Regions from separate parts of the Mus musculus genome. Here regions 2, 3, 4, 5, 6 and 7 are each linked to region 1. The links are chromatin loops, found by intact Hi-C in ENCODE. Cell type or tissue: heart. All regions are shown on one strand. Region 1 holds the start of Wdfy2 (WD repeat and FYVE domain containing 2). Region 2 holds the start of Ctsb (cathepsin B). Region 3 holds the start of Ints6 (integrator complex subunit 6). Region 4 overlaps Gm52153 (a long non-coding RNA gene). Region 5 overlaps Wdfy2 (WD repeat and FYVE domain containing 2). Region 6 has its middle 9.0 kb from the start of Defb48. Region 7 holds the start of Fam124a (family with sequence similarity 124, member A).

What was found. Hi-C counts contacts between places; a loop is a spot of excess contacts. Peaks named below come from ENCODE experiments on the same cell type or tissue, not always from the same donor. Only the 100,000 strongest peaks of a DNase experiment are listed, where the experiment ranks them.
Region 2: it touches region 1 in a loop (4-fold over the local background); 2 of 42 quality-filtered maps call a loop at or near these places.
Region 3: it touches region 1 in a loop (6-fold over the local background); 28 of 42 quality-filtered maps call a loop at or near these places.
Region 4: a loop joins it to region 1, with 2.4 times the contacts of the local background. A loop is called at or near these places in 3 of 42 quality-filtered maps.
Region 5: a loop joins it to region 1, with 4 times the contacts of the local background. A loop is called at or near these places in 17 of 42 quality-filtered maps.
Region 6: a loop joins it to region 1, with 2.2 times the contacts of the local background. A loop is called at or near these places in 2 of 42 quality-filtered maps.
Region 7: it touches region 1 in a loop (2.8-fold over the local background); 4 of 42 quality-filtered maps call a loop at or near these places.

What each region holds. Positions count from the first base shown.
Region 1 is chr14:62,834,948-62,838,947 of GRCm38, forward strand. It overlaps Wdfy2 (WD repeat and FYVE domain containing 2), which reads left to right and starts at 2,743. Exons shown (of 12, transcript NM_175546.4): 1 at 2,743-3,110. The coding sequence starts at 2,974. It overlaps Gm26536 (predicted gene, 26536), which reads right to left and starts at 3,584. Exons shown (of 2, transcript NR_168886.1): 1 at 3,178-3,584; 2 at 1,954-3,073. It overlaps Mir8098 (microRNA 8098), which reads left to right and starts at 2,774; the gene lies at 2,774-2,910. In heart, CTCF peaks have their summits at 991 (motif pointing left), 2,343 and 2,558; DNase peaks (open chromatin) are centred at 2,524 and 3,524; H3K4me3 peaks cover 2,355 bases; H3K27ac peaks cover 1,857 bases.
Region 2 is chr14:63,120,457-63,124,456 of GRCm38, forward strand. Ctsb (cathepsin B) reads left to right here and starts at 2,006. Exons shown (of 10, transcript NM_007798.3): 1 at 2,006-2,109. In heart, no CTCF peak of the experiment used is centred here; DNase peaks (open chromatin) are centred at 2,025 and 3,465; H3K4me3 peaks cover 2,479 bases; H3K27ac peaks cover 2,455 bases.
Region 3 is chr14:62,759,470-62,763,469 of GRCm38, forward strand. Ints6 (integrator complex subunit 6) reads right to left here and starts at 1,643. Exons shown (of 19, transcript NM_008715.2): 1 at 1,079-1,643; 2 at 697-774. The coding sequence starts at 1,189. 4931440J10Rik (RIKEN cDNA 4931440J10 gene) reads left to right here and starts at 1,032. Exons shown (of 7, transcript NR_045503.1): 1 at 1,032-1,117. In heart, CTCF peaks have their summits at 213 and 466; DNase peaks (open chromatin) are centred at 412, 472, 1,202 and 1,772; H3K4me3 peaks cover 3,251 bases; H3K27ac peaks cover 3,900 bases.
Region 4 is chr14:62,637,550-62,641,549 of GRCm38, forward strand. All of the region lies in intron 1 of Gm52153 (a long non-coding RNA gene), which reads left to right. Among named protein-coding and RNA genes, the nearest start is that of Gm23816, 4.5 kb to the left of the region's middle. In heart, a CTCF peak has its summit at 1,739 (motif pointing right); a DNase peak (open chromatin) is centred at 1,692.
Region 5 is chr14:62,936,100-62,940,099 of GRCm38, forward strand. The region is part of intron 6 of Wdfy2 (WD repeat and FYVE domain containing 2); the gene reads left to right. Among named protein-coding and RNA genes, the nearest start is that of Defb48, 46 kb to the right of the region's middle. In heart, CTCF peaks have their summits at 1,892 (motif pointing left) and 3,538 (motif pointing left); a DNase peak (open chromatin) is centred at 742.
Region 6 is chr14:62,973,501-62,977,500 of GRCm38, forward strand. It overlaps the pseudogene Gm21021. Among named protein-coding and RNA genes, the nearest start is that of Defb48, 9.0 kb to the right of the region's middle. In heart, a CTCF peak has its summit at 1,786 (motif pointing left); no DNase peak of the experiment used is centred here; H3K4me3 peaks cover 245 bases.
Region 7 is chr14:62,553,990-62,557,989 of GRCm38, forward strand. Fam124a (family with sequence similarity 124, member A) reads left to right here and starts at 1,748. Exons shown (of 4, transcript NM_001243857.1): 1 at 1,748-1,925. The coding sequence starts at 1,864. In heart, CTCF peaks have their summits at 1,748 (motif pointing right) and 1,961; DNase peaks (open chromatin) are centred at 1,632 and 2,652; H3K4me3 peaks cover 1,882 bases; H3K27ac peaks cover 964 bases; H3K27me3 peaks cover 1,579 bases.

The DNA.
Region 1 (4,000 bases):
CTTTGCCTTGAGAGAAAGGTGTTGCCTCCACCCTCTTTTCTTTAATTTCTTCCAATTCCTTCTGTCTTTCTCTCATTCTGTGTAACGGTTCTTTACTAGATACAGGGACATTCCTCTAAAACATCTTCATCTCTTCCTCCTCCTTTTATAACTATTTTATAACTAGGATCATCCGCCCATAACTTAGAGGTGGAGAAGACAGGGCTTAAGCAGTTTCAGCAATTTGCTTCAGGGCACCTTGTGAAGTCCTCACGCACCATCTCATTCCTTTGGTGTGAAACACCAATTCCTTTACCTCCACAGCCCTTTGTATCTTTCCTCAGTTGCCACAGATTTGGCCCTTGCTCCTAAATTCCTTCTTGAATTTAGGTTGGTGTACAGCTAGCCATTACTTAACTTCTATTTATGACTGACCCACTACCTCTGTGGGTCTCAGAATGCTGTATGCAGCTGAATTTCTGGGTATTTCATCATTTCATCAGATGACTCCGAGGCCCCAGGTCCCCACCCAGTCTTTTTTTTTGGGGGGGGGGAGGGGGTTCGAGACAGAGTTTCTTTGTGTAGCCCTGTCCTGGAACTCACTCTGTAGACCAGGCTGGTCTTGAACTCAGAAATCCGCCTGCCTCTGCCTCCCAAGTGCTGGGATCAAAGGTGTGTGCCACCACTGCCCGGCCCACCCAGTCTTTTATTACCAGTTTTGCTTGTGGAATGTGCCAGAAAAAAAATACATACTGTTTGTTACTAAAATGGTTTGTGGAGTCTCCTGTGACCCTGGCTTTCTTTGTCTGACAGACACCCTTTCATAATTGGCCATCAAAGACTGAGAAGTTGATCTAAAAGAAGTCATTTTAATCCAGTTATTAAAAATAGCCTTGGGGGCTGGAGAGATGGCTCAGCGGTTAAGAGCACTGACTGCTCTTCTGAAGGTCCTGAGTTCAAATCCCAGAAACCACATGGTGGCTCACAATTATCTGTGGTGAGATCGGATGCCCTCTTCTGGTCTGTCTGAAGATAGCTACAGTGTACTTACATATAATAAGTAAATAAATCTTTAAAAGAAAAAGACGTTTATTTAAAAAAAAATAGCCTTGGTAGTAGGTTATAAAAGATGGTTTAGCAACTAAGATTACTTGTTAGAGGACCTGGGTTTAAATCCAAGCACCCATATTGTAGCTCACAATAGGTTGTAAATACAGTTTCAGGGGGTCCACTTCTTCTGACCTTGCTGGGCTCCCGCACACATGCGGTACACATATTGGCACTCAGGCACACACACACACACACACACACACACACACACACACACACACAAACACAAACACACTATAAAATAAAGAAAAAATAGTTCTCTTGGGCCTGTAGAGATGACTTAGCAGTTAAGAGAACTGGACACTCTTCCAGAACTACATTTGACTCACAGCACCCACTTAGAGCTCACAACTTTCCATAACTCCAGTTCCAGGGATCCAGGCACACACCTGGCGAACAGACATACATGAACGGAAGACAGCCTTCTGACTGCTTTATTCCTTTCTCTCTCAATTCTGTACAAACACTAGTCTGATTATTTCACGTAAGTGGAATCATAAAATAAACGGTCCTCTATGATTAGTTCCTTTCATTTAGCATTTTGCTTTCAAGGTTCGCCTTGCTTTGCTATGCTAATGGAAATCACAGATATCTAGTACCCCACCGTTTCTTTTGGACCTGACAGTAGCAATGTTTATCCTTTGAAGCAATACTACATTCCCCCCCCCCCAAAAGAGACTGTTTTACATCCCCACCTGAATTGTAAAGGAGTTCCAATTTCCCCATAGCCCAGTCAACATTTTATTCTCCTTATTACAGTCATTCTATATTATATTGTGATTGTATTTATTAACTGTCCGTTGTCACTGGAAAAGCAAAAATGTTCAATTGCTAGGGATTGGAAACAAGACTGGACAAAAAGACTTAGGTTCAAGTGTGAGTCCTTTATTCATAATACAAAGAGAAGATTGATACCATGATCTCTAAACTCCCTCAAAGAAGCTTGTATGAGAGTCTCTTCTTCCTCTACCCTCATATCTCACTAAAACCGGTGGCAGTGTGACCCCGAGAGAAGTCTTGCTCAGCAGGGCTTGCTCTTTAGTTCTCCCTCTTAGATACTACACTATTTCTGCCTCTGACTTGGGCAATAACCCACAGAAGGCGCAGAGTTTCGTTTGCCCACATCTCTCCTGGGCTGAGAAGTGGGCGTTACTGCTTTCTAGAACAAGGACGTCGAGGATGGAGGAAACTACAACCCCCAAGAGTCCACGCGGTGCTGGCAAGAGCCGTTTCTCTACGGCCGACAGCACAGCGCCCTCTCCGGTGTGTTATTGTTAAAACTTAGCGGTGAGTCATCTGCGCGCATGCACACTCACGTCCCAACTAGTTTAGCCTCTATCCTTCCTGCAGGCGCTTTTCCGGTGCGGCTGACGTAGGCTTTTCCCCGCCCCCAGAGTCTGGAGAGGGTGGGGCTCTGGGCACGCGCATTCACAGATTTTTTTTTTTATGAGGGAGGGGACAAAGCTTTGGGTGTGGAAGGGAAAGTAAAGGACTGCGGGGCGCATGCGTCCTGACAGCACTGCGGGCCTCGGTTACTTACGGGCGGCGGGGCGGAAGTGGCTCCTGGACTGACGCACGCGCATTGGCTGCTAGTGCCCATCCTCCGGAAGTGGGTTGGCCGCCTTGCGACAGGGCCCCGCCCCGCCCCGCCCCCTGCTCCCCGCCCCCTACTCTCTTAGGTGGCGCCGGCTTGCGGCTAGTGTGGCGGCGGTGTTGGTTTTGGAAGCCAGAGCGGGCACATTCCCTGGACAGGCGGCAGGGCTATGGTCGCTGGCTCCCAAAGGCCCGCTCCGCTTCGCAGCCCGATCCTGAGCGCAAGCCTGAGCGTTCTCTTCAGCCAAGTCCCCCGGCGCGTTCGGCTGCTCCCCGGGCGCGCCCCCTCCGATGGCGGCGGAGATCCAGCCCCAGCCACTGACCCGCAAGCCGATCCTGCTGCAGCGGGTCGAGGGGTCGCAGGAGGTGGTCAACATGGCGGTGATTGTACCTAAAGAAGAGGGTGTCATCAGCGTCTCGGAGGACAGGTACTGACTGCTTGTCCCCGTGCCGCGCGGAGGTCCGGCCCTGGCTTGGTGGGAGGGTAGACCGCACCTACTGGTTCAGTTCCCAGCGCGGTGGCCTTGGCCTCAGCAACTGGTCCCTGGCGGAGTCCGAGTGGCCCTTGGGTTAACAGTGCAGGAGACACCAGACCTGGTCCAGTTTTGGGGATGGGAAGGGCAGAGGGAGAAGCCGCCCAGCTTTGCAGGTGTTTTAGCTTAAAGGACCCTCCATGCACCGGGATGATTTGGAGGCGCTGCTAGTTGGTCCATTGTTTGGTTACCCAAACGAGAAAGGGAACGTATTTTCTTTCTTCTATACGGTTCACCGAATCTGTGTATCTCCAGGACATCTTTCACCGAACCCAAGGACTTATTAAATTGTGAAGAGAGTAACTTTGGGCTTCTGCGTGTGGCGCCTTCCTTTCCTAAAAGTTTATGTCTTGGAGCTCAAGGGGAAGTGACTGGAAGTTGCAAGGGATCACTTTTGCAGACAACTGCTTGAGTTCCTTCCCTTTGCCTACTTCCTTTCCAAGATTGCTTAATTAGCAGAAGTAGCTCTGGTTCTGCCTTCAGGATTCCCCTTTTGCGCTGTGTTTTTGATTTCCAGAGGAATGCCGCTTGAATATAGGGGATAGGGTAAGATATCTGAAATTACTATTTGGGTAATATCTACAAGCATTTTAAAATCAGTTGTAGCGTGGCAGAGGTATGTAACTGTCTGGGTTCTTAGCTTCAGACAGGCAGTTAGGTTTTCTTATTATAAGTTAGTATCATGCCGAGGTAGAGTTATTCTGTGACTCTTAAAATTGCAAAGATAAAGCAAAAAGTGCTCACTTAAAAAAAAATCGTTTCAGCACCTAATGTAAATTCAAACA
Region 2 (4,000 bases), 290 kb after region 1:
TACTGTGGTTTCCAGGGATCAAAGTGGTATAGGTCATTGGGCTGTGTAGGAAGCACTTTTGCCAGCTGAGCCATCAAACTGATGCTGCGGTCTTGAACTTTGACCTTTCTGCTTCCATCTCATAGTGAGAACCACGATGCCAGGTTTATGGAGGGCTAGGGATGGAACCCAGAACTCTAAGCATACAAGTCAGGATAACTCTACCAGTTGAACTATATTCACAGCCCTGTATGTTGGTCATTTGAGACAGGGTCTCCTGTAGCCCAGGTTGGATTTGAATGTGCTGTGTAGCTCAGATTGACCCTATAGCCCCCAAATTTCCCAAGTGTTAGGACTACGGGTTTATCTCACATGTGACTGCTTATCATTGTTTCGCTTCAGAAGCCTCTCCTTTATTAACACACTGTGATAATGCATGTGTAGCCCTCAGCTCATCTGAGGCGCTATAAAGGAAGGATTTACTACGGTCTATGTGTCCAGGGGGAAGATGATCTATGAAACACTGATGTGCAGGCTGGACTCTGCAGCTGTCTGGACAGGCTGGGGTGAGCAGGCAGTGATATGGGAATATTCTAACATTTTAAAATGAAGCCTTTTTCAGCACCACTGAAGTCAGCCCAAGCCAGGTACTTCTGGGTTCTTGTCTCTCAGTTTTGAGGAAGGAAATTCATGGACCACAGAAGGTGAGTTTTAGGAAGGTGGGAAGGACTGTAGGGAGCTGAAGGGAGAGAAAGAAGGCAAAGGTCTTGAGCAGCCCGTGGGGTCCCTGGAGGGAGTCGGATCCCATCCTGGAGCCCCCCAAAGCCTGGGGGTTAATAGGACTGTAGCCTTTAGTGGGATGGAGGCAGGAAGAAGGTTGAGCTAGCTGGTCAGTCCAGTTTTCATTCCAGGTGTTGAAGTCATTTCAGTTTGGGTCACAGCCTCAGTATGGCTTCCAGGAAAGGTCACTCCTTTGTGGAAAAGACTTGAAGACCCCCTTCCTGGCAGCCAGAGACACTTTTGGCTTAGACACTTAAACATCTCTAGCTCCTGCCAAGGGCCAGGCTCTGGGCATGTCAGAGGACATTTTGGGCTTTTAGCCAAGAAAGGCTGCTCATTTTTGTTTGGACTTTTTACCCTAAAATAAGCAGCCAGTTTCTACCTGTTGTCAGCAGCTGGGACAGCTGGCCTTGGACAGATGGCCATGGACCTGCCTTTCCGCAAGTTTTCTGAGTTCTTCCTGTATTCCACTTAACTGGGGTTCAGTAACTACACTTCCACTCCTGTCCTTAACTGGGAGCCTACCAATAGAACCTTGGAATCCACTAGATCCAAACCTTTCTTATCGTCACAAGCCTGGCTACAAGATACCATGCTGACATGAGGCCATTCCTATATTACAGGATAGACCTAAGGATTGGAGAGATCTGAGGGTGCTCGACCCTGGGGTGGGGGTGGGGGTATGCTATGACCTGTCAGATCAACTAGGTCAGCCAGCTTCTCACTGGCTAGCTTACCACACAAGATGGGGGGAGGTTCATATGGCCTGGCAGGAGTTCTGAATTTCATAACATGCCTTGGACAAAATTCATGGGGTTTTGGTTTCTCTCTTTCTTTTTAAACTAGGGATCGAACCCAGGGCCTTGGGCTTGGTAAGTAAGAGCTCTACTTCTGGGCTACAATCCCAGCCCAGTTCTAGTTTTTGGTTGCTTCCCTTGGTTTGAGTATTTCTACGCCATTATAGTCTGAGCTTCAGAATATAAGGCCAGGAGGCTCCTCCAGACATTTCCAGGTCCCCGAGCCAGCGGGGCCTTCCCGAGGAATGCATGTCACGAAGATGTTGTATCTTCCCAGTGCAGGGTACCTGCAGAGGTCCCTGGAGAGCATCTCTGTGCGAAATGGAAAGAGAGCAGACAAACCACCAGTTTCTTTTGGGTTTAACACAGCTTGCAGAGTCCCGGGATGAAGGGGGAGGGGCCGGCAGGGGCGGGGGCGCGGTCAAGCATCACGTGACGAATCAGCCCCCAGCGGAGGGCGGAGCTGCGCGGGTACTTAGGAGTGCACGGGAGAGGCCAGGAGCGGCTCCGTTTGGCTTGGTGGCTGCAGGCCCAGGCTGTCGCGCTGCGCTCGGTGAGTTTGCCCGGGGCACAGTGGCTCCATGGCGGAAGTCACTTTGGCTGGGGTCGGGGGAGCGGGCTGAGCAGCGGTGGTGGAGACAGGCCCTTCACTTGCCCAGGGCGCAGGCGCGGTTCCTCCGCGGCCCTAGATGCTGCTCGCCCTGGCGGATCGCGGTCTTAGGCTCCCGCAGGCTAGACCGGCAGAGCTCCAGCTTTCACGCTTTAGGGCCGAGCCTGGTGACCCCGCGGTGATCGGCTTCTTTCCAGTGGCCTTGGCGCACTTCAAGGGCGGAGGTGGGGACTTCGGGGAGCTCCGAGGGAGGAGCTTAAAGGGAAGGGTTCAGCTCTGGCCCTTCCAGCTCGCAGATTGCAAGTCTCAGGGGTGCTCAGGGCGAGTATCGACCTGCATCTAGTGCAGGTTTGTGGCTTATTCTAAAGAATCTGCCCCGGGAACTTTTCCACACACAAACCCACGCAGTGCCTGGCACCCTAAAAGACCTGTTCTATTGAGAATGGGAACCTGGTAGTGGGTGGCTGGGGTGGAACCTGCACGAAGAGTTAAACCGAGAAACAGGAAGAGAAGCAGAGCTAAAGGATAGGGGCTCTCCCAGAACCTTTCTCTGGAGGGGAATGGCCAATGTGATGGAGGAAAGGTACTTGCAGGACAGCCTCCTTCAGTCAGGGCCCTGCTAGCCGGGAGAGATAGCATCCTCTCCCAGAGTGCTGGGCGTGCGGACCAAGAGATAGGTAAATTGGACTTGGTCCCCTAGGGCCCAAGAGTAAAGGACTAAAACCCATCCGCACCTTACCTCCACCTAACCAGATCCCCTCACGTGTTTGGGAAGGGAGATAAATTGTGGGATTGAAAGGGAAGTTTAACTCCTTTTAGTGTCTCGGGAAGACTGATCTCCAGGTGCTTCCTGTGAGGGACTGCTGTGGAGGTATGGTCTGCAGTCCCCGGATTCAGAGTAGCATTTGCAAAATGTTGGTGAAGGTGTCATCTTTGTTCGAAGCCGTTCAGGGGACAGTTGTTTCCCATAGGCTCTGGCCATGGTGACCTAAAACTCCAGAGTCCCCAGAGCCATACCAGAGCAAGGCAATCACGGCACTTGGAAGGCTGAGGCAGGAGAATCGCTGTGCATTGGAAACCAGCCTGGGCTATGTAATGGATTCCACAACAGTGGGACTACAGAGGGAAACGGTTTCATTTCTTAATCCCTCCTTCCTTCCTTAAAAAAAAAAAAAACTCATGCTTAAAAGAAGGTGGAGGAAAATGACCTCTGCTCCTTTAAAGCCACGTGACCCAGGCCTACGGGACTGCTAGTGGGGTGGGGCGAGCCGGGCCCACGCCTGTGCTTCACCAGCCCAGGTGCCAGCAGAGATTTCCAGCATTCCCCTTGACGTTGGCCTAAATGTTTTCAGACTAGTCAGGCAGTGGAGGGTTGGCGCTCTTGGCTCCAGGTTGAAACTGTTCCCTGGAGGTGCTGGCTCAGCATTCTAGGCTACGGCCCTTTTATGGTATGGGTAGAAACCTTTAGATATAGGAGTCTCCGGTTGGCCACTGACTTTTGATGTACTGATGTAAGGAAAATATTAGCTATGTGTGAGGTGGAACTCTATGCAGTAGAACTTTTGAAAATCAAAAGGGAAACCAGGAACTTGAGTATGATTGGTGTGAAGGGTTGTGGTGGGGCCTCTAGGTAAGGTGAGGTGTACAAAGGTCTCTATTGCCTTTGCTTAGTTAACATATCCCTGCTCTGGTACTCTGCAGGAGCTGCCTACGGAAGGGTGGGAGAAGGATCAATCTGGAGTCCTTTTGTTGCTTATTTTCCACCCAGCACTGAACATGGTGGAAGTTCTAGGGGTGGAGTTCTGCCTCCCTCGCACTGATATCCAACCCAGAG
Region 3 (4,000 bases), 75 kb before region 1:
TTCACTTTTGCTTGATATGGCTTGGGGAATGTGTTATAACTGTTGTCTCTGGTGAGGAAACTCTTCCAAAGGTGGCCAAGAATGAACCTGCTTGCCCTACACCTTTTGTTAAGTTAACAACCGTCTTAATACTTTAATAACTTCACTGGGAAATTTGCTAACATAACATCCTCCAAATTGTGTGCAAGGGACGGGTGTTGCGACGGTGCTAGTGGGAGGCAGATGGCAGCAGGACTTCTTAAGTTGACCACAGCTGTCCCACCGATCGGTGGCCTTCCTAGTTCCACTCTGTGATGACCAAGTCTCGAAGCCCCCCTCCAGGCTTCCCTGCCAGCTTTGGCTGATTCCCTTTTAATGCAAACCCGGGCTAGGCAAGGCTGGGCCCCGCTGTCACTCGGGCTAACTTGAATAAATATCCCCCACAGTTCATTGCTGCCGCTCACGCCGCGGAGGGGAAATGTCGGCCATGTTGATCGTAGCGCCTCCGCCGCCAGGCCGAGCAGGACCCGGAGGGGACGGCGGTGGGCCAGAAACTGCCACCTCGCTGACGCTCCCGGGCTGGGGAGGGGTGGGAGGCCGCGGGGAAGGGACCTGGAGGCGGGAGCGGCCGTGGGGGAGGGGAGCATAATGAAGAGGGGGCGGGGAGGGCGAGCTAGGCAGGATCAGGGAAGGGAGGGGGAGGGCGAGGGCTGTTACCTTGATAGCATAGGGCGGCTCTTCGAAAGTGACCAGCATATACCTGTCTCCTCTGCTGGCAGGGTCCCGGGCACGGAGCTGCGGGCCAGGGTGGGGACGGGCGGGAGAGAGGGAAACACAGAGGCGAGGTTACCAGTCGCAGAAGGGTCGCTGGCCGCCCCCACAGTACCGCACACGCAGGGCCGTCCCTCCGCCGCCCCCCGCACCCACAGCAGCCCCACATGGGCCAGGCCCAGCAGAGCCCGCTCCCAGCGCCCGCCCGCCCGCGCGGTGGGGGAGGGGTCCCCGCGCCCGCGGAGCCCGCAGTAAACCCGCTGCCCCCCGCCCTGCCCCCCGCGGGCCACCGGGTCCGGGTCACCACCGGGGCTGGGTTAGTCGGTACCTTCATGAAGGTCTCTACCGCGCCTTTGGCCGTGTCCAGGTAGGTGGTGCCCAGATGGCTGCGCTGGTTCATAGAGGCAGACGTGTCTATCAGGAACAGTAAGATGGGCATAGTGCTGGCCGGGGACACCGGGGCCCGAGGTGGTGAAGAGATGGCAGAGGTGGAAGCACCGGCGGCGGCGGCGGCAACCGCCGATACGCGGGGCGGGGAACGCGGCCCCCGGGAGGAAAACACCAGCTATGGGGAGTTTCTCCCCCGATAGTTGAGAGGAAACTCCCCAGCCCAGGTCCTCCCGGCCGTACCCCCGCCTCCGGCCTGCCTGCCCGCTGGGGCGGCCGCGCGGCCGTCTGTCCGTCCGTCCCCCCCGGCCTGGGGGTCCCGTCCCCACTCCCGGACCCTGTGTGTGTCCCCGCGGGAGACGGGCCCAGTTCCCCACCCCACCCCCAGTGCAGGGAGTGGGGACCAGGGATCTGGCGAAGAGGGGAGTGGGCTGAGGGGAGATTGGCCCTGGGGCTGTTGAGAGAAGTTTGAGAGACTCCCTCCGCACCCCAGCGGTGTCACCACTTTCTCAGCCCCTCTCGCTACTGAAGCGCTTTTCTCTCTCACACTCCGGTTTTAACTCGGGCAGGGGCTACGTAGGCTCCGCCCCTGACACGTACTCGGGTCATGTGATCCACAGGCCCACTGCCCTATTGGCTGGTCCTTACAGCCTCATTAGCATATTCAAACAGCTCAGGGGCGGGGGAAGCCTGCAGGCCGACCGAGAGGACAGTTATTGAGCACGCGCGGAGGCGGGGCAGCGGGTGCACGCTAGAGCCAGCGCGCAAGGGGCGGCGGGCGGCCCGAAGCCCGCAGCCGGGAGGCGGGCTTCGGGAAGGGGCGGGGACAGGCCGCGGAAGCACCGCGGGTTGGGGCGGGGACTGCGTCGGCGCGCGGAGGGCGGGCAGCGGCCCTAGGCGTGTGTGTCAAGGCGGCCGGCCTTTTGGCTGTGCGCGGTGACAGGGTCGGGAGAAGGGAAGTGGAAGCCGCCCCCAACCTGTGGGTGAGGGCCCTGCGTCGCGATTTGAGAACGCAGGGCCAAGAAGGGTGAACGGACGAAGAATACGGGAGCGCGCAGGCCCACGCGGCTGCAGCAGGCCGGGCCTTGGGGCGGCCCGGAGGGGGCGGGGGAGGGGAAGTGAGAGGTTGTTTATGACCTGGTATTAATCCCCGCCGGTCTTTCGGCTCCGGCTCTAGCCGGTCAGAGGATCCACCGAAAAGGAAGCCAGCCCTGGAGTGCCTCACCCAACCCTGCAAACCCGAAGCGGAACTCAGATGTGGACTAGTAAAGCAACTGTCCTCTCCAACCTAGTTCTCTCTTCAAATCGTGTTAAGGCACTAGACTAGATTAAGAAATGAAAGGGGGGCCTTCCAAATCCTAATCCACTGCCCTCGTTTTAAAAGTGAAAAGGGATGACCACGTTGCGCAGGTGACCCAGAGAATAGATAGGTTCCTGGGAAACCCGCCTCTCAAGTCTTTGCCAGTGTTGTGTCGGAAAACATTCTCAACCCCTGTCATATTAAGTCTTCAGTCTGCACCTGCAAGTCCGGAGAATTGTTCTCAAATGTAGTTGGGAAACTGCAAGACCCGCTGCCTGAAATATGAGTTGAATTCGGAACATTGAGGCCTTTTAAGAGTCGGTATTTGTAGGGCTTCTCCCACTGGCCCTGCATTTCCGGATTTTCTCTGCTGAAATTCTGGCCTGCTGGGCATCTGTAGTGACATGCTTGTGGCGCTTTTTTAAAATCAGGCTTTGTTGTTTGGGCTTTTCCTAATATTTCAAAAACAAAAGCCTCAGAACGTTGTTTAACTTATTATCAGTAAATAGTAGCATACTGTTCTATGGGAATAAACCATAGTACAGGCATGAGTTTATTAGAGAGTAAGACTATTAACTGATTAAATAACAACCAGGATGTGCTGCAGGCTAGTTATGCCTGGGGCTGGTAGAAATTAATATATGAATTGTGGTCCCTGTCTTCAAAGAGTTTGCAGTATTCGAAGAAAATATAAAAACGTTGAAAATCAGAAAATGATTATTGTAATTCGGGAAGAAAAAAACAATCCCTTAAATGGAGGGTGATAGGAATAGTTTCCAAGGTTTGTGTTTGTTGCTTAAGACTTCAGATCTCAAGAAGATCCTAATAAGAGATCAGTGACAATACAGAGTTGTTTTTGCAGCTCTGACATTTTTCTTTCCGTGTTAGTGCATAATTTTCAGAGAATTCGTCTCCCTTCTGGCCATGGCCTCTCAAATGTGTGTGAGTCCTGCCTGTCTGAAAACAGGCCATAATAATGTCTACTTCCTGTGTATTGTGGAATAGTATGAGCCCAATATGAGTTAAAGAAGCAACAGCAGCTGCTAGTGAAAAGAAAAAAGAGAAGAGAAAAATCAGGGCACTAAAAATGTGAAGAAAGCTTTGCTGATAGTCACAGCTAGGCAGAGGTACCAGCCAGCAAGGTTATCAGGCCCAGATAGCAGAATGCCTTTAGTCCAGAGAAAGAAATTTCCTCCTCCATATTAGGTTAGTTCTGATGGCGAGGAGGGAGGCTAAACCAAAACCATGTTTGAAGGAAATCAGATGAGTCTGATGATATAACATACTCCCATAATTAATATATCTTTTACAGTTATTTGAGATCATTTTCCAATTAAACCATGGCAGTTATTCCCTGAATCAGTGGTGTTGGCAGGTTGTCATCTAGGGTTGTTATGGACATGTGTGGTGAAGTTGCAGGTTAAATGCAAAGATCAGGAGAGACAAATCTTGAGAACTCACCTGGAGCAAATAACCAGAACCCATGCTTGTGATAGCACTGAAGACCAAAGATCAGATTTTCAGCCAGAAAGCTCAGAAGTTCTATATGACAAGGCCATTAAG
Region 4 (4,000 bases), 200 kb before region 1:
GCCTTACCTCACAAGGTCTTCCTCTCCTCACTGGCACTACCACTGCTCTCAAGTACATCAGCACGCTTCCTTTGGCTCCCCCACCCCACCCCACCCCACCCCTGCATATACTCCAAGCAAAGGAAGCAATAAAGTCTGAGAGGACCCAGATCCCATATTCTCTCCAGGGAGAAATGTCTCACTGATAGTTCCCTCAGAATTCACACATCTCAGAGTTAATCTCTCCTTCCCATCTGCCTACCTCATCCTTCCTTCCAGCTTCCCCCATGCCTGTCACAGGCTGCTGGAAGCATACATCTTTTCTGCTAGTTAATGAATTCCTTAGGAATCCTACATTGCATCTCACTCCTGTTAGGAGCTCTAAAAATGTACTACACTGAGCTGCTTTGCCTTGAAAACGTTACAGGAGAAGCAGATGCACACATTTCCATGACATGAGAAAGTTAGGGAGCCTGGGACCGCTACCACATTTCCATTTAAACAGTGTGGCAGTTTCTGGGAGGGATTTGAGCTCTGGAGGACTACACTTGACAAATCCATAAATTCAGGCTTGCTACTTCAGCTGTTGGCAGCTATTAAATTTTCATTCTGTCCTGTGTGCCTCCAGTTGCCAGAGCACCGTCTCCAGATGAATTCCCTGGGCATCCGGGTTCATTTGTTTAGGTCATTGCTGATTTAAGGAAAGTGAGTGGGGCTGAAGCAGCTTTTCACAGCTGTGAGTCACAGCTGTGGCTCCCTGGGGTGCCGAAATAACAGTGCTGTGTGCTAATCCAATCTGTGCGTTTCCTGGGGCTGTCATTACTGCAAAATGAGGTAAACTCGGTGGCTTAAATGCTCTAAGGAAGCTGTAGTGCATGCAGCTGGAAATGAGGCAAAAGCATCTCGAGACAGTAATGATGAGTTACGATCAGAAAGGAAGACATCCCCAGCAGCCGAAGGAGTGTATCATAATCACTGTGGATGCTACCACAAACAGACTGTATACGCGTGTATACTGTGTGCTCATATTCATATATGCATAGATAAAATATAATACATGCTACAGCCACTAAAGACATACCACACACACACTCATACACTCACACTGCATATATGTATACAAAATACATGCTCTTGTCATAATATTTACTCTCTAGATACAAATATGTGTACCTTAGTCCCTACATATACTAATAAAAATTCTATACATATACATGTATTCATATGTATATACAGACTATAAATAATTAATACGACCATTAACATATCTCCTCCCTGATATTCCGCAGTCTATCACCAAATGATACTTCAGTACCTCAAGTGTCACAATGGGCCCACATCAAGTTCATGCACAGACCTTTTTCTTGATAGCCTACCCAACAGTGATGAGAAACAGGTTCTTATGACACCATCAAATGTGACAAATCACAGTGACACTCATTGTGGGTGTATTTATAACAAGCTCTCTTTGATATAGCAATGTGTCTACTGAAGCCCTAATTAATGCCCAGAACCTCAGAATATAACCTCATGGGCAGAGAAAGCTTTTAGAGAGCTAAAGACCCTAAAAACAGGGCATTAGGAGAGGCAAGTCCAATATGACCGCTGTCTTACTAGAAGAGACTGGGCATTTGCTGAGAAACGACCATATGACATAGGGAAAAGACATCATTTGCCAGCTAAACAAAGTACACTGAGAACACACGCCCTGCCAACACTGCAGTCCAGCCTCCAGGCTGGGATTCCAGCCTCCAGAAGAGGGAGATATGTTCCTGCTGTTTGAGCCACCACTCTGCAATGCTGTTAGACGGCTACAGGGGGTTTCCTGCCCACAACACCGAAACTATAAAGTTGAGGGCAATGAGGTTTTCAGTCTTCAAAAATTGTAAAAAAGACAAAAATCAGAGACCAGAACAAGGTCTGACCCCGTCCTTGATGGGCCACATGACCTGGCCTCAACTACTGAGCCTCAAGGACCTCATTCGCTTCAGAGAAGTAGGAGTGCCTTCTGGTAGGGTTGCTATGGAAATAAAACTGAATCGTGTACAGAAAAAAAAAAGTGTCTAACAAAGTAGCCAGCATGTAGCAGATATGCTTTTTAAAAAATAAGAAATCAGTCAGGCCAAACCCCGACACTTAGAAGGCAGAGGCGGGAGAATCTTGAGTTTGAAGACTGCCCGAGCCTTTTTGTCTCAAAACAATCAGAAGACATGGGGATGTGTGGGCCAACAAGCAGCACAACTCTAGGCTCAGGGTGCATGTCACCAGTGGCAGGAACTGGCGTTAGCATGCCACCAGTGGCAGAAACTGACTTTAGCATGTCACCAGTGCAGGTAGTGGCTTTAGCATGCCACCAATGGCAGGTACTGGCTTTAGCATGTCACCAATGTTGAGTACTGGCTTTTGGTCAGCATCAAAACTTTCTGAAATAAACAACTGATAGAGAGTAAGTGTTTCTTTGGTCCATTTGGTTCCTTTAGGAGGCTCCAGCCTGTGCTCTGCTGGGGGATGGGGTGGGAAAGGGGAGAATCCTTCATCACCTTCAGGCCTCCCATAAGAGTGCAGGGTGGCAGTAACAGCAGCCACATTGTAGAGCAAGCATCTCCCCTCATGGCTAGGAAGCTAAAGAGCAGGAAAGAGGGGACAAGAGACCACGGTCTCTTTAGGGGCACACCCTAATGACCTACATACCTCTTAGAGAGCCCCATCTCCTAAAAATTATACCACCTACTGGTAGCATCACTCTGGATGTCTAGGTGGCATTCAAGACCCAAATGTTACCAAAAGTTATGAAAATTGGCAGAGGCTATTGATGTTGTCTCCCCTGAACCTCCCAGCAATGGTAGACCTTTGTTCCCTTAGTCTTATAGGTAAGCAACTGGGAGGTTCATAGAAGTCAGGAAAAAGGTAGCTCCAGCCCTCTCAGCCAGTAAGAGAGACCAGTCCTGTCTCTTGTCCCAAGGCCTGGCCCCAAGGCTCGTGTACTTAACCTTGGCAGCACACTGTGTCCTGAGCCAACAAGAGCTCCTGCCAGCAACACTGCAGGGGATGCTCTGCAGCAGCAGTTGGATTGACAGCTTGGCCTTTTTGAAGAAGTGTGACTGACAATCCCAGCATCTTTGGATGAGGCTCTTCAACCGCAAATAAAAATGGCACCACTCGTCTTTCCTCCAGAAGGGCATGTCTGCTGGGGTCACCCTTGGGAGTGCAGGTGCATTTTTGAGCTTGGCAGAGATGATTGGCTGACCTGGAGAATCACCGAGAAAACCGCAGCTGTCTCACCTTGCTCTGAGGCAGGGGAACACAGCCACATCTCAGAGATGACAAGAAAAAGGCAACGGAGGTGTAGACTGCTGGGAGACATCCCTTCACCATCTAGCGCTTGATTGTGTGCTAGTCAAAACAGTTTTGTTCTATTTTTAAACACTGTTGAAATGAAGACTAAATTAATGTGGACTCAGATTTGAATGGGAAGAAAGGCACCAAAATCCATAATAAACTGACAGGCCGATTAATGTATCTGAACAGAGGAAGGAAACCATAGAAACAGACTGGAGATCATGTGGACTTCATTCATAGCATGGAGAAAGCAACTAAAATCTTCATGCAGAAATTAATTAGCTGTATAAGGCACCCAGAATGTGAGATGCTCTAGCGCTCTTCTACATCCCAAGGAAGAGGAAGTCATTGCCTCCTAACGAACAAGAATTTTTAGAATTCATGATGAGCAGGTCTTGTAATATTGTCACACACTCACTGAAGGGTGGGCACTATGACAGAATCAGGCCCAGTGGGGCTTCTTTTTGCTTCTCTGTCTATGCTCCATATCAGCCTGGGTGTGCTTGCATTACACCTTGGGAACAAGCAGCCCTGCTGGATGCTAAAGCCAGCATACCTAGCCATTGTCTAAGCTGGTGGATTGGGAACTGGACTTAAATGCATATTATAATTTTGGGTAGAAATAATGCCAAGTCTACTTAATATCAAAATATGAGGGGTTATTTTGGAAGGACAATCTGGG
Region 5 (4,000 bases), 100 kb after region 1:
GTTCTTACAGGAATGCCATGCCCCCGGCTCCTCCAGAGGTGTCAGCTCCCATTTGCCTTCCAGCCCTTTACCTCTGGTTTGTATCTGTTACCTCATTTGAGGTGCTTTCCCTGAGGTGACCCACGGTCTGCTGGGATGTGTTTAAAACTTTGTCGTGCTTAAAGTTTGACAGCATCTTCCATGGTGGCCGCTTGTCTCTGCCGTTGCTGCCTTCATTCATGTCGTTGGATAGCACACTCTGCCTCCATGCTTGCCTTCTGCCTCTGGCTGTTCTCAGAATCCCTAAGTCTGCCTCAGTTCCCCTTCTCCTGACCCTTTGCTCTGTGGAGTTGATCTCAATGAATGCTCTTGGTCAGAAAGAGAAGCATCGTTGTCCTCAAATCTCTCGCAGTCCGGAGGGAGAGAGACAGGCTGAGCTGCAATGCTGCTGCTGACAGAGGATGGGAAGGAGCACCAGGGCTCCATCCGGGGGAGCTGGTGCTTGACCGGAAATCCTTGGGAATGAGTGAGAGCTGGATTCTTAGGGAAGGAGCAAGAGGGTGCCCAGAAGAACACTGGCACAACCAGGGCACAGAGATCAAAGAGCCTTTGCTGAGTGCTGGCACTGCTGCTCACCCCTCTGAGGACACACCTGTCTGTCTGAAGGAAGACTGGACCCAGTTGTGGCAAGGTAGCCAGTAAGAAAGCCATAGTCACTTTAGATCCTAAGGCTTATCCTGGACTTACTTAGCTGTCCTTGAAAAAACAATGAGTTTGAAGCCAAGAAACAGTCATCCAATCCCCAGGAGCGGGAGTTGCAACATCCTGGTCTTTAAAAGCAGCTTACACTCTTAGCTGCTCCATCTCCCCAGCTCCAGAAACCATGTCTTAAAATGGGCTTTTCCTGTAGGGGAGGGGAATAGATAGATTGCAGATAAAATGTAGGATGTTGAAAAATCATCGCAGTGGGGACTATGAGTGTACCTCAGTGGGTAGGGTATTTGCCTAGTGTCGGTGAGGCCTGGAGCAGGGGGTTGCAGGAAGGATATGCCTGGTAACTAGCCAGATTTGATTTAGGCAGAATTGGCCTCTGTAGAAGCCACTTGGGTCCCCTGAGTTCTTATTGCTGAGTCCACGGGGTGAGCAGCTGTTTCTAACCACCATGGTTTTGGCTAGATATGGCCGAGAGTTGTGTTTTATGCATGCTTGCTCTTATGTGCTACTTGGGTATTGGGTCTTCACCTTTCTCGTAGTTTGAAGCAGTCTCATCTCATTTTTATCATGAAGTATCTTTGAGGCAGATAGCATGGCTCAGGAAGGTTGTTATCTCACGTGAGAGCAAATGTAGCAGTCAAGGTGCTTCGTACAGAAGGGAGCTGCACCAGTTGGCACAGCACAGCTACCTTGAAGGCTCAGTTTACAGGGTTAAGCTCTTCCTGTGTAGGGGCCTCCTCTTCTGTGCCTGTGCAGTCCCAGATTTGGCCAGATACCAATCCTAGAAGAGGCTTTTAAATAACGATCAAACAGAGACCAAAGTAAGATCCATTAGGGTAAGGAGGTGTCTCTTCCATCCGTGTCTCAGGAGGTCCTCGGTGTCTGTAGATGGGGCCATTGTCATTCACCCCAACATTCTTCTTCGTGCGGAGCCATGGCCATTTGCTCCATGGTTTTCTTTTCTTTCAGGGCAGCCCTGAGCATTGTTCCCATTGTTCTCCTTCATGGGGAGCCCTGGCCTTGGATCTGTTGTTCTGACTGATGAGGAGCGCTGGCCATTGGCTCCGTGTGTTCTCTACTGGGGTAGAAAGTCAACTGGGAATGTGGACTGGGGCACGATCAGCCCACCTCTACAGCAATATCAGTGGAGATCTGGGGAAGGAATTTTGTGTTCTTAGCCCCCTCTGCTGGTTTTGTTTTGTTTTTCCTGGAGCTAAAAGTCAAATATCAGGATTCTTTTTTAAAGTAGTTTCTTGATACACACTTCTACTAAAAACCTCTAAATTTGAGCTGAACAAATCGGTAAATCCTATTTTGACCACTGTAAGTTTGACCATCAGCAACATCTTCTTTATTTGTGTAATTTAGCTTTGTAAGGTAAGGTCTTACTGTACAGCTCAGGCTAGTCTCAAACTCATAGCAATGCTCTTGCCTCTGCCTCCCAAGTGTGCTGGAATTACTGGTGTGAACCACCACGCCCAATCCAAGAAGTGCTCTGATGAACATGGACAAATGAGAAACAGGAGGGTTTGAATTTAATCCATCAAAGCCTTCTGGTCACAGGTTCAGTCCTATTTACTCACTGTTAAGGAGAATCCAAAGGAATAGTGTTGACTACAATAAAAGCAACTGAGCAAGCCAAGAAATTCCTATGTGAATGTGTGTCTTCAAACTGTTACATTGAGAACTTTAGCTTTAGCTAAATGGGCACTTGCACCCATCTTTCTGTGAGGTCTGACTCTGTGTGTAGATTGCCCCTGAGCTGACCAGCATCAGCTTGCTCTCTGAGGTCAGTAAAAGAAGTGTAATCCTTACCTTTACTCCCCTTCAGACCAACCTGGAATCCCATCAGACAAACAGTTGCGGATAATTCATCAAGATTATGTGGGCGGAAGTGCCGTGAAGCCCTGATACAGCCCATGGGCTGCTTGCAAGCAGTAAGGGAGCCTCTTTAGTGCAGTCGGAGAGAAGCTTGCAGGGCAGTGGAGTTAATGGCACCTAAAGGAGTGGAGGTGGATCGGGTCTTAACCACTGGAGATGGCTCAGCAGTTAAGAGCGCTGACTGCTCTTCCAGAGGACCCAGGTTCAATCCCCAGCCATCTGTAACTCTACTTCCAAGAGATCCAATGCCCTCTTCTGGGCTTTATAGGCATCAGGCATGCACATGGTGTATATGCAGACAAAACACCCACACATACATTTAATAAATTTAAACAGGAAGAGAGGGGCCCCTAGAAGGGGAGTTCACAAGTTCTCCTCAATTCAGCCTGGAGTGTAATGTACTGACTTTGATGAATTTTTTTTTTTTTAATTTAAGAAGCACTGTGGTCTGAGTACTGGCTCAGGCCCTCTGTAAGCTAATTATTAGCCTGCCCAACTTACTGTGAGGAAGTTACCTGTCACGCTTTGGCAAAGGCAGACCCAGCAGCTTCTAACTCTGAGTTCAGTTTTGCAAGGCTTTTGTATATGTCTCAAAAATATTACCAAAACAAGCATTTTGGTAACAGGTATCAGGTTTCTAAAACCATTTAGCCTCTGGCCCAGTTCTACATTTGCCATTCTTGTCTATGAAACAATAAAAATGTGGAGCAAGGGGTGGCATTACATAGCTACCCAGGAGGCTACAGCAGGGGAGTTACTTAGCCAGAGCTGGAGGCCAGCATGAGCCCTGTTGTTAAAAAAAAATAATAATAATAGTAAAGAAAGGCCAGAGAGATGTCTACACAGCAGCTAAGCCTGCTGCTCTCGAAGAGGACTAGAGCTGGAATCTCAGCACTCGCAGTAAGAGGCCTATGACACCTGTAACTTCATCTTCAGGAATCTGGCACCCCCTTGTGGCCCCCACAGGCACCTGCATGAAGGTACTCACGTACATTGTAAAAGATGAAAAAAATGAAAAAATATGGATAGCTATTAAAATGCTTATTTTAGCAAATTTATAATATTCAGTTTAATATAAACAAATGTAAATATTCAGATAGCATTTAGGTAAATCCAGTAAGTAAGCAATAATGCAACATGCATGCATGGTATAGGATATGACTCCACCAGTAACAATTATATTCATAAAACATGTGTAACATGGGCTGGAGAGATGGCTCAGGGGTTAAGAGCACTGACTGCTCTTCCAAGGCCCTGAGTTCAATTCCCAGCAACCACGTGGTGGCTCAAAACCATCAGTAAGGGGTTCTGATGCCCTCTTCTGGTGTATCTGAAGACAGCTACAGTGTACTTATATAAATAAAAATAAATCTTTTTAAAAATCTGTGTAACACAGATTTTACCATTTTAACCCTTGCGGTGTTTT
Region 6 (4,000 bases), 140 kb after region 1:
TTTTAAACAATTCATATATATATATATGTATATATGTTCAATATATTTCCACTATACATATACCATTTACTAAACATATATTTATACATATATATATATAAACATATATGTGTGTGTATATATGTGTGTGTTTAGATAGATAGATAGATAGATAGATAGATAGATAATATATTACCATTTACCAAAAACAAAAGCAAATTTACATACTAGCGAGATGGGCATCCTTGTTCATTTTTAAGTGAAGAATTAAATCTTGGCTAAATGTTTGATACTGTAGGACACACTATCTTTTGCAAACTACATGCTGTCTCGGGAGCTCTCTCAGAGCTTCTGTTGCCACAGAGGTTACATGTGTGTGCTATGGACGCTCACATGATCCAGAGTCTCCTCCACTCCAGGGAAGTCACCCCGGACTCACTCACTCACTCGTGTTGACTTCTGCCTTCCACAAGCACAAGCAGGAAGATGCACACGAGTTTCTGAATGTCAGGCACGCACCCTGCCTGCCTGGGGACCAGCGTCTGAGGGTAGCACCCTGGGCCATGAGCTGATATTTGGAGGTTCCTAAAGATCTCAGATCAAGTATCTCCTCTGCCAGGGCACCTGGGGTACCTTTGACCCCTTCCTGGACGTCCCCCTGGATATCAAGGTGGTGCAGAGTGTGGACGAAGCCTTAGAGGGTTTACTGAAGGTGAAAGATTCTTTGGCGAGCAGGGGAGACCACACTACGCAGACCTACCACTGTGGCAGTTGTGCAGGCTCCCAAGACCCTGACTGCACAAACTGTGTTGAAGGTTTCCTGCTGGTGTTGAATTGACTTTCAGATTTCACAGGTGACAAAGTAGACAGGGAAGTGAGCTACCCTAAGTCCCTTGAGTGTATACATGTCTCAGCCTAATAAAGGATCACTTGTGTGTGCCCTCAATGTTGTGGCGATCCATGTCAGTGCTACTTGTCCCAAAGAACATTACCTCTGTTATGTCAAAGCTGGCAATGGCCAGTGGTATAAGATGGGTAATATAAGATGTGACTTCTGTCCTGAGGCAGCCTGCCCGGGTGCTTTTTATGCATACAGAAGACTGATCTCTAAAAAAGACAGTCTCCATGACCCGTAGGCAAAGCAAACAGGGCTCTTACCAAGTTTGGGAAGTCTGGCAGAGAGCACTCAGCAGGATCCTGCATGGGAACTGAAGATGCTCAAGAGAATACAGCAGCCAAAAGAAATCCCCTAACAGGGGAACTCAGTTGCTCAAAGCCTGCGCTGGACCTCAGGATAATTGAACCCACTCTACCAGCCGATACAGTTGCGATTCACCAGTTCAGACACAATTCCTGGTTCAGAGTGAACCAGGGGAAGAACTGTCCTGACAAGAACAATTACCCCCGTCCCAATTCTGCCAGGCTCCTGTCTGCTCTGGACGGGGAAACAAAGAGTTAAGCAAGGAGAGCAAGCAAGGGCAGAGGCTTCTAGCTGATTACTAACGTTCAGTCTACTAGCTGACCCCGGGTACTGTGGACACACAGGGAAATCTGAGGATGCCCCGAGAAGAAATGGATTTGCCCACCAGGAAGAACAAAATGTCTCACCCTTCAGGAGGTCTCCATTCATCTGCTGTGTCCTTGTCTGCCACCTCCACCACGCCTGCTCCCACCCCCTCCAGGGCCCCCAGCTGAAACCCCGAGAACAGACAATTCGGATGTGGAAGAAACTGCCTAGGGTCCTAATAAAAGTTGAACCCCAGAAAGTTCCTGGATTCTTGGGAGAAGCCTGCAGCGCCCTCTGCTGGAACTCACTGGCTTTGAGCAAGGTAGACAATAACTCACTGCCCACAGCAAAAGCACTTTTATAGTTATTTCCTGTAAAAAATTTTCTCTTGGGTTTTCTGTAGAGCATGCATTGTAGGGACTTTTTGGTTCACTGTGCTTGAGATGCGATTCTTTTGACCAAATAAATCCTGTTACTTGACACTTTATCAGTCTTTCATTTTGTCTCTAAAGCAAATTGACATTGAATATTAATCAAAGTTGTAGTAACACTGGCCTTGTAGATTCTATTTAAGTAGGTATGTTTCTGAGACTTGAATTTCAGTGAGTGAAAGCTTACCTGTTATTAATAATTTATAAGACGAGTAAGAGAATCTAAGAGTTTTACTTTAGAGAATGCCAGTCTTGGAAAAGCAGGACACAGGTATGATGCTGTGAAGCAGACGTGGGAAAAATGTGGGTGTAAAAGAGGGAAGAAGGGAGTGTGGAGATGCCATGGAGGGGCCATTCAGGGCTTGAGAGCATGGGCTGCTCTTCCGAAGGACACAAGTTTAATTTTTCAGCACGTACACTGTACTTCCCAACCTTCTGTAGCTCCAGTTCCAGGGGAGCATTCCAACTCCCTCTTCTGGCCTCTGCAAGCACTGGCTACACATGATGCACAGACGTAAAAGCAAGCAATGCCCAAACACAAATAAGCAAGCAAACAAACAAACATAAATAAATGCAGGGACTAGAGAGACTGCTCAGCGGTTAAGCTCACTGGTTGTCTTATAGCAGTCCCAGGATCAGTTCCTAGCATAGATTCATGCCTAGTATTCTAGCGCTAGCTGACTACCCACAGCTAGATGAAGTGACATATGTAGTCCTTTACAAATACCCTTCTGCTGGGCTGGAGACGCAGCTCATCGGTTAAAAGCACTGGCTGCTCCAGAGGTCCTGAGTTCAATTCCCAGCACCAATGCGGGAGAGCCCAGTCCATTGTGGATGGCGCCATCCCTAGGCTGTGGTCCTGGGTTCTATAAGAAAGCAGGCTGAACAAACCATGGTGAGCAAGCCAGTAAGCAGCGCCCTTCCATGGCCTCTGCATCAGCTCCTGCCTCCAGGTTCCTGCCCTGGTTGAGTTCTGTCTTGACTTCCCTTCAATGATGAACAATGCTTTGGAAATGTAAGCCAAATAAACCCTTCCCTCCACAACTAGCCTTTTGGTTTTGCTGTTTGGTCACAGCAATAGAAACTCTAAGAGAGCTAAGAACTTCCCTTTTGAATTGATTAATGAAGCTGTCCCAGGCAGCGGTGGTGCAGACTTTCAATCCAGCACTTGAGAGGCAAAGGCAAGTGGATCTCTGTGAGTTTGAGGCCATCCTGGTCCACAGACTGAGTTTCAGACAGCCCAAGATACACAGAGAAACTTATCTCACTCCCCCCACTCCAAAGGAAGCTGTAAGATTTTCAGCCTCTTCTCTTAGCTTTCAGAGGTTCTCCCTCCGTCCTGTCACCCCCTACTTTCTTTCTTTGTTTTCATATGTTTCTGATTAATTCTCATGAACTTAAAGTATTGTTCCAAGCTATTTTCTTCTAACCTTACTCCAGTTCTCTCCTCTCTCCTGTCTCCCAGGATTATTCTCTCCACTCTTACATGATCTGCAAATTCTTGGTGTCCTGTCTTTTAATTTAATTTATTGGCTCTGTCTGTGAGAATTTGTCTGTTTTATAATTTTTTTCCTTCATTGTTGCCAGTTGTGAATCTGTTGAGTTTCTATTACAGTTTTTAATGTGGATTGGTTTTTTTGAGACTGGGTTTTTCCATGTGGCCCTGGCTGTCCTGAAACTCACTCTGTAGTTCAAGGTGGCCCCAAACTCAGAAATCCACCTTCTTCTGCCACCCAAGTGCTGGGATTAAAGACGTGTGCCACCACTGCCTGACCTGGAAACAGCAGGTTTTAAATGATTTTTATTTTTATTTTATAGGTATTTTGTGTTTAGCTTCATGGACATATGTTTACCAAGTACGTGTCCAGTGCTGTAGAGTCAGAGGAGGGTGTTGGGTCCCCTGGAAATGGAGTTAGAGATGGCTGTAAGAGAACATGGCTGTGCTGGGAACCAAACTCAGGTCCTCTGGAAGAGCAGCAGTTGTTTTTTGTTTTTTGTTTTGTTTTGGTTTTGGTTTTTTTGTTGTTTCTAGCTCAAAAATAGTTTCTTGTATTTAAATATTTTATTTAAATTTTGAAATGTC
Region 7 (4,000 bases), 280 kb before region 1:
AAGTCCCCAGTGACCTACTTCCTCCAGCTACACATGCCACACACATGCACACACTGTCTAATAGTCCAATTAACTATGAATTCATCCAGGGATTGATCCATTGATGAGGGTAGCACCTTTCTGATCCAATCAACTTCCCAAAAAGCCTACCAGCTGCCCACCAAGCTTCAGATGACGTTTTTAGATTCAAAACCACAACACGGTAAATCGGCTTAAATCTTCCTTAAAGAACTATTCCTTTGTTTAAGCTAATGAGCACCAAACTGAATATAACACATCCATTTTTGCTTGTTTGGGGGAAAGAATTTAAGGTTTAGGGAAGGCTATTCAGATTTGGCATAGGCACACTTACCGATATTTTTTTTTCCTGATCGATACTGCATTTCTACTCTGCTTTTGTCTACTGCCCTTCTCTTTTGTGTAATGTGTTTAAAATTAGAGTCCGAAAGCAATGACAAATATGTAAAGTGGGAAGAGCAGGAGAGAGAGAGGGAGAGAGAGAGAGAGAGGGAGGGAGGGAGGGAGGGAGGGAGGGAGGGAGGGAAGGAAGGAAGGAAGGAAGGAAGGAAGGAAGGAAGGAAGGAAGGAAGGAAGGAAGGAAGAGGATTGTTCTTCACAGCTTGTCACACAGAAGTGACACCGCTGTGCCAGTTGAGAGGGCATGCAGGTAGCTAGCCTTCACCTGGGACACTGACAGCTCCCGTAACCAGTACTTGGCATGTAGCAGAACTCACACGCAAACTGTTTTACAGACATGATCTCTTGTAACTCAAAATGGAGGTTCAGGGACGATCACAGACGTGATCTCTTGTAACTCACAACAGACAGAGAAGATAGCAGTAGCCCAATATGCGAAAAAATTAAGGCTCCAGGAGGTTAAATAACTTGTCTGAAAAGAAAAGATGACAGGGTCATAGCTGGTTGGCAGAACATGCTCAAGGTTGCGTCTTCAGCACTACCCTACAAAAGCGAATACGACATACACTTAAGTGCCTTCCACTGCTTCTAATGACAACACCACCAGAATTAAGTCTAAGTTGTTCTTACCCCACCACCGCCGCCGCTCCCAAGTTGCCTCACTGGCTAGAGTGGAAAAATGACTTCCTGCTACTTCAATTATTAACCCATCCTAAGGGATGGCTGGGTTTAACAACGTCAATGTCCATCACCCTCTTGCTGCCAGACCCCTTTGAATGGAAGCACACCCAGGACTCTTCGTGTTATTTTAAGATAGATAACAAAAGAATACATTCTCTAGCAAGTTGGGTCAGTGAGCAAGGCGATAATGAATTCAACGTCTGCAGTTCTGAGAAACACCCACGTGTTTTAACTGGTCCTCAAATGGCGATATCACACTCTGCCCTGGTTGCGCTGGTGGGTGTTTCCCAGTACTGCTCGCAGAATGGGGCTGAAAAAAATCTCTGGGCAAGCCCGGGGACTCCAGACTCTTTACTGTGGACCCAGGGGAGGGCAGCTTTGCTACTAGACTCCATACATGGGGCCCGCACCAGTCACTATAGAACGCACAGCGCTGGCATGCACCAGGCGGGTTGCAAGATAAATACTGCACGCCCACTGCACTCCACGCCCACTGCACTCCTCGCTCATGGAGAGAGTCCATCCCCCGGCACCTCCCGCACTCACGCTCGCGCTCGTGCACACGCGCGCATCCCGTGCACCCGCTCGGATCCTCGCCTGGTGGCACCCGGCGCGCCCGCGCAGCGCCGAGCGGAGGGCGGGGAGGGCGCGGCCGCGAGAGGGCGCGGCGAGCGGCTTCCTCGCGGGGCCGGGTTGTTGCGGAGGCCGGAGACGAGGCTCTCGGAGGGTCCCCGGGGCCGAGGGAGCGCGGACGGCACGCGCGCCATGAACCCGAAGGCGGGCGGTGAGGAAGAGGACTGCGTGGACTCTGGCGCCGAGACCGGAGGGTGAGCTGAGCCCAGCCGGGCGGGGCGGGAGCTCAGTACTTGCGCTCGGGAGCCCGAGCTGGGGAGGCAGTCCTGGGGTTGGGGTGCAGTATCTGCGAGCCAGCGGCATGGTCTGTGGTTGCCTGGGTCAGGGTGGGAAGGGGCGAGAAGAACCCCACCCCGGGCTGCTAGGTGATGGGACCCGAGGTTCAGCGTCGTTCCTCGCAGCCCTGTGGCCCCACGGTGCCAGGTTCAGCCACTATCCCCCTTCACCTAGAGATGCGCCTGCACTTGTTCCAGCCAGGCAACTCTGATAGCTTTGGAGCCCCAGGCTGCTGAGGAGGAAAGCAGGTGGAGAGGGTGGGACACCAGCACAGGAAAAAGACTCCGAAGCCGGCTAGGAGGACTTCATATCTCACTTATACTGTGCTGCTGAGCGGCCTCTCCACCCCGCCAGCCTGGAGTACCCACAGGATGCTGTGATGGGGTCTTGTGTGCTTCAATGGACTCAGTAATTAGCTCCAACCTTTGGAGGCTAATTAGTCCTCTCCCAACAGCAGTTTTCCTGAGTAGGACAAAAGACGGAATGCATTTTCAGAAACCAATGTCCCGTGATGGTCTCCACCCAGCCCATATCTAGAGGATTTTCCTGTGCACAGTCAGCACCACAGCCAGGATACAAGTGCTACCCCAGTAGGAACGTGTGTCTTTTCCTATCTAGAGAAGTCCTGCTAGAGGTCAGGGGCTACCCAGGCTACAGAAGACCTCGGAATTCCTGGAAGGTGGAGAGGTTTCAAACTAATATTAGGATTTGGCAATCTACTGAGAACAGGGAGGGAGGCCAGTTCCAGAATGGACCTATGTTCTGACCTAACCCACGAAAGCGTCCCTCAAGCTCGTCCTGCCTCCCAACCCCACCCCTCCTTGCAGCCTTCTCCACCAGCCCAACCCTAAATCTGGACTGTCATTCTTCCCTACACAGCAGGCTTTCTCTTGTTACCCAACCATGGTAACCGTGACAGAGGAGTAACTTGATTTGATGTCCCCACCCCTGCCCACCATTGCTTTTGCTTCAATTCTGTTGGTGTACAGTTGTCAACTTAGTTTATTTCCTGATATTTTGGTGCTGGAGTTCCAACCTAAGTACAATAGACAAGGATTCTTTCACTAACTCACACTGCCATTATGTATCAACTTTAGTTGACCATCTTTGGCTCTTCTCCCCTCCCCCATGGTTAGTTGAACCATGAATAGAAGAAACAAAGCAAATATTGCCTGCTGTGTTATAGTTGGCATGAAGCAGTCACTGTCCCACTAATTTTCAACTTGAAGGGCTTACCTAAAGCAGATGTTTGCCCAAGGGTCTTGCCTTGGAGAAGAGGAAGTAGCGCTGTCTTTGAGGGGTGTCTTCACCCTAAAAGCCAGACTAGTATGACTACCAGGACACTTGGGATGAGCTAGTTAATATGGGGACACCCGTGCTTCTAGTTCCTACTTGTCATTAAAGAGTGTTGCTGTAACAGGACATTGTTCAAAGAACTCTTATTATGCCACTAGAAAACGTAAATTAATATGTAAGATGATATTATTTTACACAGAAGTTTCAACTTGTGACCATTAACCTTGTGTTTGCTGTTGACCTCTGTGTAGTTTGAATTTTGGTTTCGCTATCAAGAGTGCTGTTAATAGTTGGCTCGTTCTTTCTTTCTGCTGTTTTCCCTCTCTCTTTTCTCCAAGCTGAATATAGAGCACATAAAGCTCACTCACTGAATGTTTGCTACTTGTTGTTGTTGTTGTTGTTGTTGTTGTTGTTGTTGCTGTTGTTGTGTTGTTGGAAACCAGGTCTCATGCATTCCAGGTTGAACTTGAAATCACTAAGTAGCTGATGACAGCCTTAAGCCCTGATCTTCCTGCCTCCCTTCCCAAATACTGGGTTTACAGGCATGCAGCCCATGCCAGGATTTCCTCAGTATGTCCCTCTCCCTTCCCAGTGTTTACAGCTCTTTTGTCTATCAATGGCAGGAATGGGATGTAGCCTTGGGTTGTTAGTTCCTCTCCGCTGGCCACTTCTCCTCAGGTGTTTCTTTGCTCTCTGA